Regions from separate parts of the Mus musculus genome. Here region 2 is linked to region 1. The links are chromatin contacts, found by Hi-C or POLR2A ChIA-PET in ENCODE. All regions are on one chromosome and are shown on one strand. The core of a region is the stretch at or near the end of the contact, and the rest is flanking DNA. Distances in the headings are between cores, read along the strand shown.

Region 1 (4,632 bases), core at 945-3,444:
GTAGGTTCAAGACCATGTCATCCTGCATAATAGCTTCACGTGGTGTGAGGATCTCACGGTTACTGGTGTGTAGGGAGTGATGTGTGGGTGTGGATGAAGTCCTGAGCAAGTGTGCACTGCCGACAAAGACACAACCATGTCAAGGACCCCAGTGTATCAGAACCATGGGAACTGACAAAACTTTCCTTGTTGGTGAAGCTCAGAGGCATAGCAAGGTCTTCCTCTGGTCCAAGTATGTTTACGGACAATTGGCCAGTGTGTGCAGAAACTAGTAACTGCAGCTTCTTCCTCCAGATGACTGCAGTGTGAGACCATCTGTCACAGTGACTATCAGGTCTAGTCTTCTCCTACCTCCAGATGACTGCAGTGTGAGACCATCTGTCACAGTGACTATCAGGTCTAGCCTTCTCCTACCTCCAGATGACTGCAGTGTGAGACCATCTGCTACAGTGACTCCTATCAGGTCTAGCCTACTCCTACCTCCATTGCTATTCACTGTAAGCATGGCCAGGTTCTGGGTTGTGGCATCATGAGGCCAGTTCACAAGAGTAAGCATGGTCCACAGATCTCAGCTTTTCTGTGTGACACATATCCTTTCTTCACTCCTGTTGCTGCAAGCTGCGCAGGATAGGGCAGAGGATGAAGGTGATATGCATACCAGTGTGTGTGGAATCAGGAGCTGAGCATCTGCATGGGGCTAAACTTAGCTTTTTTTTTTTTTTTTTTTTTTTTGTGAGAAATCTCAAAGACAAACCTACAGGGACTGTCTTCTGTTGGGGGCTTTTTTTTTTTTTTTTTTTTTTTTTTGGTCTATTCTATTGTGTTCTAGTACATCAAGGTAGAAGAGAAGGAAGGTTAGAGGGAAAGGGGGATGTAGACCTTTTTGACTACTCCTGATCATTAGGGGCATTGAGTTTCTTGAGATCAGTCCAATCTTCCACAACAGGGCATCTCCAACGTCTCATTAAGCAACAGCAACAGGAGCAGCAGGAACCAAAAACCTCCTCCTCCTCTTCTGCTTCCTCCTTCTCTTCTGCCTCCTCCTCCTCTCCCCACTTCTTCTTCCTCAAAGCACCTCCCACTGCTCTGGAGACTGCCATTTAGATCACTCCCCTCCTAGAGTACGAGACAATCATAGTTAACGGTTGTGGCCCATCTGAAGCAGCCCCATATCCCACACCTGGGGTTAAAACAAAAACAGTCACATAACTTTTTTTTTTTTTTTTTTTTTTTGGTTTTTTGAGACAGGGTTTCTCTGTGTAGCCCTGTAGTCCCGGCTGTCCCGGAACTCACTCTGTAGATCAGACTGGCCTCCAACTCAGAAATCCACCTGCCTCTGCCTCCCAAGTGCTGGGATTAAGGGCATGCACCACCTCTGCCCGGCCAAAATTCCGTTTCTTGAATCTACTTTCCGTTATGTGCACGTTTAAGCATCCGGGTTGGAAACACTTTTCTTCTAATCTGTACTATCTTATTTAGAGAAAGCTCTAAGGATTATGTGAGGAAGGTGGCCTACTGATGCGAGCAGGTCTGAGTCTTTCATCATTCTTTCATCAGCCATTTAGTTCTGGCCAGGTAAGCTTCCCTTAATTGTGTCGCCATCTGAACCCATTTCCCTTAGAGGTAGATTCAATGTTGGCTTTCAGCTGTGAAGACGTGGTCTTTCCACTCAATTGCATAAGCCTCCCCAGGAGAGATTCTGATAACCTGGATGCTCGTCTTTTTCCATCTTAGGGATGCTTCTGTAATTCTTTCAGACGTGCCTCAGAACCACTCAAGAGCGGAACCAAAAATGCTCGTTCCGGGGCCGACTCTGAACGCCCCGGGAGTGGCGGTCGGGTACCCCAAGCTGGGACCCTTTGTCCCCCACACCCGCTCCGGCGGGCGGGCGGGCGTGCGCGCCGGGCTCGCTCCCGCCGCTCCGCGTTCCTTTTGTCCCGGAACGCGCCCGCGCCGCCGCCGCCGCAGCCGCCCCTCCGCGAGGTGCCTGCCGCCTGCCTCTAGGTTTTCAGTCTCCATCCCGCGCGCAGCCTTCGCCACCAGTCAGGCCGTGTTTCGCACCCCGCCCCCGCCTCCGCGAGCCCGGCGCGAGCGCGAGCGAAGGCGCGCGCCGGATGTGACGCGCAGCGCTCCGGCGCCCCGCCTTTTCCGCCGCGCGCCCCGCCCAGGCCCGTCGCTCGGCCGCGCGCCCCTCCCCCCTCCCCGGCGCTCGCTTTCTGTCAGTCGCTGTCCCTGTCCCCCTCGCCCGCGACCGGCTTCCTCTCGCACCCGAGCGCACGCACTTGCCCGGCCCGCGTCCTCTTCCTCCTCCACTCCTCCCGCCCGCCCGCCCGCCTTTCCCTTCGGGCCCCGAGGCTCTGCCGGGTCGCGGGCGCCTCGCGGCTGCGTCACCGCCGCCCCCCAGACAAGATGGACACCGCCGAGGAAGGTGAGGCGGCGGCGCCCGCGCCCTTGCAGCGGCGCCCGCGCTCCAGTCGGGCCGAGGCGCTCGCGGCGGATCCCGCGGGCAGTTTGCTTGCCCGGCGGGCGGGCGGGCGGGCGGGCGGGCGAGCGCGCGGCTCGAGCTGGTCCTCCAGCGGGCTCGGATCGGAAGGTGACCCTCTGCGCGCCCCCCGCCGGTTCCCGCGGGCGACGAGGACTCAGCCTCGGCTGGGACACTGGGGTGCCAGGACTTCGGTGTCCGAGACGTGGGGTGCCGGGACGTGGGACATCCCGGACGTGGGGGTGTCGCGACGTGGGGTGCTCGAGACATGGGGATGTCGGGAAGTGGGGCGCTGGAGACCATAGGGTGCCCGAGGCGTGGGGCTGCCGGGGACTTGACGGTGTGGAAGATCGGGGCCCCGGCCACCGCCATCCCGCGGTCCGCGGAGGAGGGGGCCGCAGTGCGAAGTCCGGGGGCGTTTCCACTCCCCTCCCCCACTCGTTTTTCCCCCCTCCGTGTTCGAGTCTGTTTGCTGTTGTCCTGTAGGCCCAACCTCTGCCACACAACTTCTTTGTTGACTTTGAAACTTCGCGGAAAATACCCCGCGAGGTGACGACTGCTGAGTGGACTGAACTGACCCCTGCTGCAAAATCTTGCTCTCTGTTTGCCTTACCCTAACTGCACTGACCAGACCCGAGAGGGGACGGTTTCTAGAGACTATTGGAGGAGGGAAAGGCGAATATTTAGGTTTCTTCTAAATCCTTGTCACCACAAAGCAAGGGTTTGTTTGTTTTGTTTGTGGACGTGTACTTTGGATGCGGTTGTTTTGAATTAGCAGAGAACACGAAAGAAAAGCAGCCACATGGGTGTAGAAAGCAGCCGCTTACCTGACGTTGTGGCAAAGTGTTTTAAAGCAGTTTTTAGAGGCACTGATGTATTAGTGAGTCTGTAGAGGAAATTATTGATCATGTACTTACTAGTGCAGATACTTACTGTTTAGATATATTCTTGTTCGAATGAGCGTTCTTTTCAACCTCAGGCTTTATTTTACCGACTTTACATGCAATCGAACCATCAAGCACTTGTATTGAAGTCATTAGAGTAATAAAAAGTTTAGTAATAATGTGATGAGTTGATTTTTTTTAAAAAAAAGTATTGTTTACAAAATATGCACAGGAGGATTGATTCACTTTGACGTTCCCGACAGCCCTGCGGGGTGGATGTGTGTTACCTTTCGTGGCTGTGGAAATGTAGGCTTATTTAATAGCTTGGTTAAGGTTCACACGGGTGGTAAGAAACAGTTGACCCTATTTTCATTGTTTGTCGCTGCCACTTCATTATGCTACAGTACGGTTCTATTCAATGAGTGAAGCTAGTTGCCATTGCAGAACTTTGGGAAAGAAACTGTTGAGGATTAACAATCGCCCAGGTTGATCTTGTGTTTACATCTCTGTAGGTTTCACAGCCGTTTATATTCAGTGCCTGTCTTTGTTTTGTTTGGTTTTTGAAATGAGTTCTCCATACTCCTCTGTTTCAGCATCTTGTACTACCATGCCTGGCTTTGATTCGAGTTTGTTTGTATTTTGCTCATATGTATTTAATCGTTGTTAAATGCCATGTGTGCTGGGACTCAAAACCTGGTCCTCTGTAAGAACAAGTGCTCTCAACTACACATAATCTCCTTTGATTTAAGTTTTAATGACTAAATCTAGCATCTGTATTACTTGGCTTTGCACTGACATATTATATGAAAACCTGATTTTTTTCCACCTGGGCAGTTAGTACTTCACAGATTTATGAAATGACCACAGGTATTAGTAACTCAGGAATTGAGAAACTGAGTGTGATGTCATGAAGGAAATGGTACTTCTAGTGCTTGAAGGTACTTTTTTTTTATTGGGATAAGATATAAGTGATGTTTTAAAAATCAATTTGGATATTGAACTCAAAGTAACTGATCACTTAGTGAGGACTCAGAGTGCTTTCCCTTTACTAACACTGTAGTACCTCTCAGGTTTTGGAAGGAAGCAACCTGCTGTTACACAGGTGAAGGAACTAAAGGTTAATTTGGATGAGCAACTTGCCCAAGTTCACTCAGGTGGCAAAGGCAGGAGAAAGAGTCACTCATGTCAGACCCCGTGTAGTTATTCATAAGTGAACTGGAGAGATGGTTCATGAGGCTCGTCAAGTGTTCCAGAGTGCGGTAACTT
Region 2 (4,632 bases), core at 1,548-4,047, 2.6 Mb before region 1:
TCATAAGTTTCAGGACCAGCCGGAAGGTAGTGGTGCATGCCTTTAATCCCAGCACTTGAGAGGCAGAGGCAGGTGGATTACTGAGTTCGAGGCCAGCCTGGTCTACAGAGTGAGTTCCAGGATGGCCAGGGCTACACAGAGAAACCCTGTCTCGAAAAAAAAAAAAAAAACCAAAGTTTCAGGGCCATAACTTCTCTAATACATTCTTACTATGTGGCAGAAGGTTATTTTTTTCACCTAATTCACATTCAATGATCCAACGTCAATTCCAGCTCCTCAAAGATCTCAAGTAGGTTTACTTATTACCCATTCCCCCTTCCTTAACACAAATGAAAATCAGGATGAGCCAAATCCTATCTGTTGTACATTTTTCATAGTGAAGTGTGTGTTCTTCCTTCAGGTGAGTCATCTGTGTCATGATGCACTTCAAATGGACTCTCGAAGCACCTGTCTCTCTCCTCAGGTCCATCTGAAATTCTAAACATCCTAAAGAGACTTTGATATTTTGAAATTTCATAACTTGCCACAATCCACACAGGCCTTAGTATTAATGCACGCAGTTTGTTTCAAGATCACCTTTACTCTGAAACGAAGAGTCTACTTTCATTAAAACATTACTTAACCCTTGATGCTGTCTACAGAACTTTTAATTATGCATGATCTCAGTGTGCTGTTTTCTCCTCTCCTAACTTCAGAAAGTATTATACTGATAACTTTCTAGGTTTCCTCTCTTCTATCTTCCCACTCAGCAATCAAACCATGAGTGCTTATCATATGAGCTGTCAGCTTTCTATTTAGTACTTATGGGTCCATGAACAGAGTTTTTACGAACCTGTCTCCCACTCGATTGACTTTAATTCTTATGTGCCCATCAAACATACCAGAGCACATCTCTTCATAGTAAGAGCCTGGTACTTACTGAAGTGTTCTCAAAAGGTGGAGACTTACATTCAGATAATATTGGAGGCAAAGTTTCTCTATGTAGTCCTTGCTGTCCCGAAACTATAAAGATCAGGCTGGCCTCAAACTCAAAGATCTGCCTGCCAAGTGCTGGGATAAATGCATCCACCACCACCACTACACTAATAAATATTTCTAATGTTACTTATCTTTCATATTACACAAATTATGCAAAACAGGCTACTAAACAGTTCAGTGGGTAAAGGCACTTGCCAAGAAGCCTGAGTACTGGAGTTCAATCCCCAAGATCCACTCTGTGGAAGGAAAACCAACCCCAGTAAGTTCTCCTCTGACTTCTGCATGCATGCCACGGCACAAGATCTCTCCAACAAATATACACAGAACAAAATATTACAGAGAAATCACAACACAGGATACAGAAGTAAAACACTAAGGCCTAACAAAAATGGAATAGCTTTCGCATTTCCACATGTGGTCCAGCAAACTGCGGCTTGAAATCTCCTCTCAACCTTCTTCAGCATTTTAATCTGTCACCTCTTTATGCTTTATTAAAAAACAAAAAAGTCTTCCACATCCTTTGACTGTACTATAGACTACTTTGCTGTACTTGCCTTATGTTTTTCTCGGGGCCATATATCCCGAAGGCGTATTAGATCGCCAGCTCCCTTTTGCCCAGTTCCTGTACCAGCAACCCAATGGCCACACTCACCAGGATAAGACAGGGTAACCATTTCCCTTTAACATTTCCAACTAAGATGAGTATGGCTTGATCTGAACACCTGTAATCCTCTTTAAGCCAGTTTTTAGGTCACCCCTATCTTCCGTGACGGTCTCAGGTCTCAACGTGGCTTGAGATAGACATCTCTCTCTACCGGGCAGTCTTTTCAGAACTTCCCAACGTCACTGTAAGGTCCCATTAACCTCCACATGCAGCCTACTTTCTTTCACAGGCCTCTAGGAAGGATCTGCTTTTGGGGAAACCAAGGTTCTCATATGATGGCTGTAAGTTTGGTCACTTTTATTTATACCTACCCCTGGAGTTAATTTCCATTCAGGAAAACGCGACTTTCCTACTGGTTCTTACACTTTCCGACTTCCCCCTTCTCAAGGAACGTGTTCACCTACCACCTCGACCTGAGCTCTCGCTTCCCTTGACCACCGGGCTCCTCGCCACTACTCACTTTGGGCTTTTCAGGAAGCTTCTTCCGGTTCTTCTTCTTTTGCTCCTCGCTTCTGAGATTCTTCAGCTGGGCTAGGTCGTCGGGGGCCGGAGTCGGCGGGGCCGCCTCCTCCCGTTTGCGGGGCGGGCTCCTTCGCTTCTTGCGGGCGCCGGCGCAAGCCGCGGCCCAGCCGTAACCTAGAAGGAAGAGCAGGAGCAGCCCGAGAGCGCCGGTGCCCACCAGGATCACCCAGCCCGGGTACCGCTTCGGCTCTAGCCCCAGGTCGAGGCCCAACTCCGTGCGCAGAAAACCTAGGCCGACCGAGAGCAACTCCCGCAGCCGGGCAGAGCCCTCCTCGGCCTGCTGGGCCAGCTCGTCCTGCCAGCTTCGTGCAGCCATCTTCCCTCCCGTCAGAGAGACTCGCGGGATGACGCCGGGGAGCGGAGCCGCCGCTGGAACAGTCGTGGGAGGCGACAGGGCCGCGACACCTCAGGCCGAGCGCATCGCGGCCAACCCTCACGCCGGAGTAGGGGATAGAGGGCCGCCGCCGCCACGGGGAGAGCCAAAGGTTCCCAGTCTCCGCAGCCGGCCTCACGCCGCCGCCACCAGGAGGACACGGGGCGGCGGGGACAGAGTGTCTCCAGAGGCGGCCGCTAAGCGGCGTCGGGGCGCCAGCGCCAGGACCCGCTGTCCTCCCCCGGCGGAACAATGGCGGCTCCGGCCGCGATCCACGCTGCGCGCGGAGGCCGGTCGGGTCACGTGGAGGCTGTGGGCGGGGCATGCGTCACATGGGGCGATGGGCGGGGCCGGGCGGACTCTAGTCTTGGAGTGGGGTCTCCTTGAGCTGTGTGGGTTTGGAGGCTTGGGGCGACTCGGAGCTTGCGAAGCGGGAGCTAGAAATCTGACGGTGGAACTCCTTCAGGCTCGGGCTTTCTGGATGCTGAGAGGGATTCAGGTGTGAGGCCTGCGCACGAGCAAGGCGGCCAAACCCATCGGAGTATGAGCAGGCTTTCCGCTCTCTTTCCTGCAGTGGTGGTGCAGTGGACCGGCTTTTTCTCCCTAGGTCAGGGGCCAGTTGGATGCTTCCAGAGGGAGCTCGGTGGACTCTGAGGCAGCGAGCACGTGTAATTCACATCCGAGTATTTCTTCGGGGCGGACTAGCATATTAACGTTTGCCAACGTTTGCGTCTGTTCTGTCGTTCACTCCTGCTGTCTGTTGTCAGGCTCCAGATTTAAAAAGTCGGCAAACCCGTGGGAGGCACTATTATTTTTCTACTGATTTGTAGCCTTAATAGGAAATATTGAGAGGAAGCCCTTAGACTGTATTTATATGCAAGAGAAGCATATTATTTTAAGCTTTTATACAACCCCAAAAGAATTGCAATTTTTGAATGCTTGTGTTGTCCAACAGTCAAATGTAGCATTAGAAGGAAACTAGGTGGGTTGGGGAATGTCGCTCAGCAATAGAACATGCTTACTGAACATATGCAAGGCTCTGGCGTCGATTCCTAGCACCAAAAATAAAGAGCTGAGGCGCTTCTTCCCTTCTTAATTTTAAAAATGCTTGAGGACTACCCTACTATTTGTATTTTGACTTTGCGGTAAGGAAACAGTGTCTATAATTAAATGTTAATTAGCATGTAAGCAGCTGAAGTAAATACAAACTAAAAACCTATTCATGTATTTTGACCCATCAGTATTGTAATGAGTCTTGTGATTAATGGGTGGAATAGAGTTTTATACGTAATAAGCTACTCTTGCTAAGCTTTTTTGCAGACTTATAATTAAGGGCTAAGTTATAAAGGCCAGAACCTTAAAATGAGATCTGCATGACCTCTAAAATTAACAAATTCCATTCATATTTTTGGAATAAGATTTATAACCCCACCTATTTGGGTTGGTCATAGTTTTTCTAAGAAGTTCTACTGATCGTTTTAGATCATCACCTGTGGATTTATGAATTAGAGAATTACAGAAATTGTAGGTTAGCATACTAGTCCCTTTGACAGTCTAGCAAGTAAATGATTTAGTAAGATCAGGTCATCTTGTAGTTTTTTTTTTTTTTTTTTTTTTCCACTTGCTGTATTTGGTATCAGGGACATACTTGTCATTATATCTCGCCCTCCTTCTCTCACTCCCTCCTCTTTGTGTATGCACATGTATATGCACTTCGTTTTTGTATTCATGCTGGGGATTAAACCCAGATCCTTAAGCATGGTAGGCAAACGCTCTCCCACTGAACTATGTCTTTATCCCACCATGCACTTATATTTTAAAAACAAAAAAGTAGGGTCACAACCAACTGGTTTGCATTCATTACAGTTAACAAAACTTGTAAGAATATAATTATACTTCCAGAAAGTTAGGGTTATTTGTTGCAATAGCACAAAGATTAGATTAAAATTTAAATAAAGCAATGCTTTGAAAGAATCAGGGCAAAACAGCTGTGTGTGATGGAATACTAGCTCTGCTCTAAGTAGACAAAGTCCTAATTCCTCGTGAATGACAACGATAAAATGCAAAATGTGTCTAAAACTCTCTATGAGAAGTT

Evidence for each region. Hi-C counts contacts between places; a loop is a spot of excess contacts on that map. ChIA-PET counts read pairs that join two places held with the same protein, here RNA polymerase II (POLR2A).
Region 2: a map of left cerebral cortex shows a loop between it and region 1 (4-fold over the local background). The contact joins the promoter of Mtdh here to the promoter of Marchf6 in region 1. A Hi-C loop is called at or near these places in 1 of 37 maps with a recorded cell type or tissue (left cerebral cortex). POLR2A ChIA-PET finds 5 or more read pairs at or near these places in 1 of 5 experiments (Patski).

Annotation. Positions count from the first base shown.
Region 1 is chr15:31,528,599-31,533,230 of GRCm38, reverse strand. It overlaps Marchf6 (membrane associated ring-CH-type finger 6), which reads left to right and starts at 2,194. Exons shown (of 26, transcript NM_172606.2): 1 at 2,194-2,428. The coding sequence starts at 2,410. Gm41287 (a long non-coding RNA gene) reads right to left here and starts at 2,127. Exons shown (of 3, transcript XR_875101.3): 1 at 1,294-2,127; 2 at 1-1,116.
Region 2 is chr15:34,080,884-34,085,515 of GRCm38, reverse strand. Mtdh (metadherin) reads right to left here and starts at 2,797. Exons shown (of 12, transcript NM_026002.5): 1 at 2,103-2,797. The coding sequence starts at 2,480. Gm41291 reads left to right here and starts at 2,290. Exons shown (of 1, transcript XM_011245387.3): 1 at 2,290-3,774. The coding sequence starts at 2,509. The coding sequence ends at 3,042.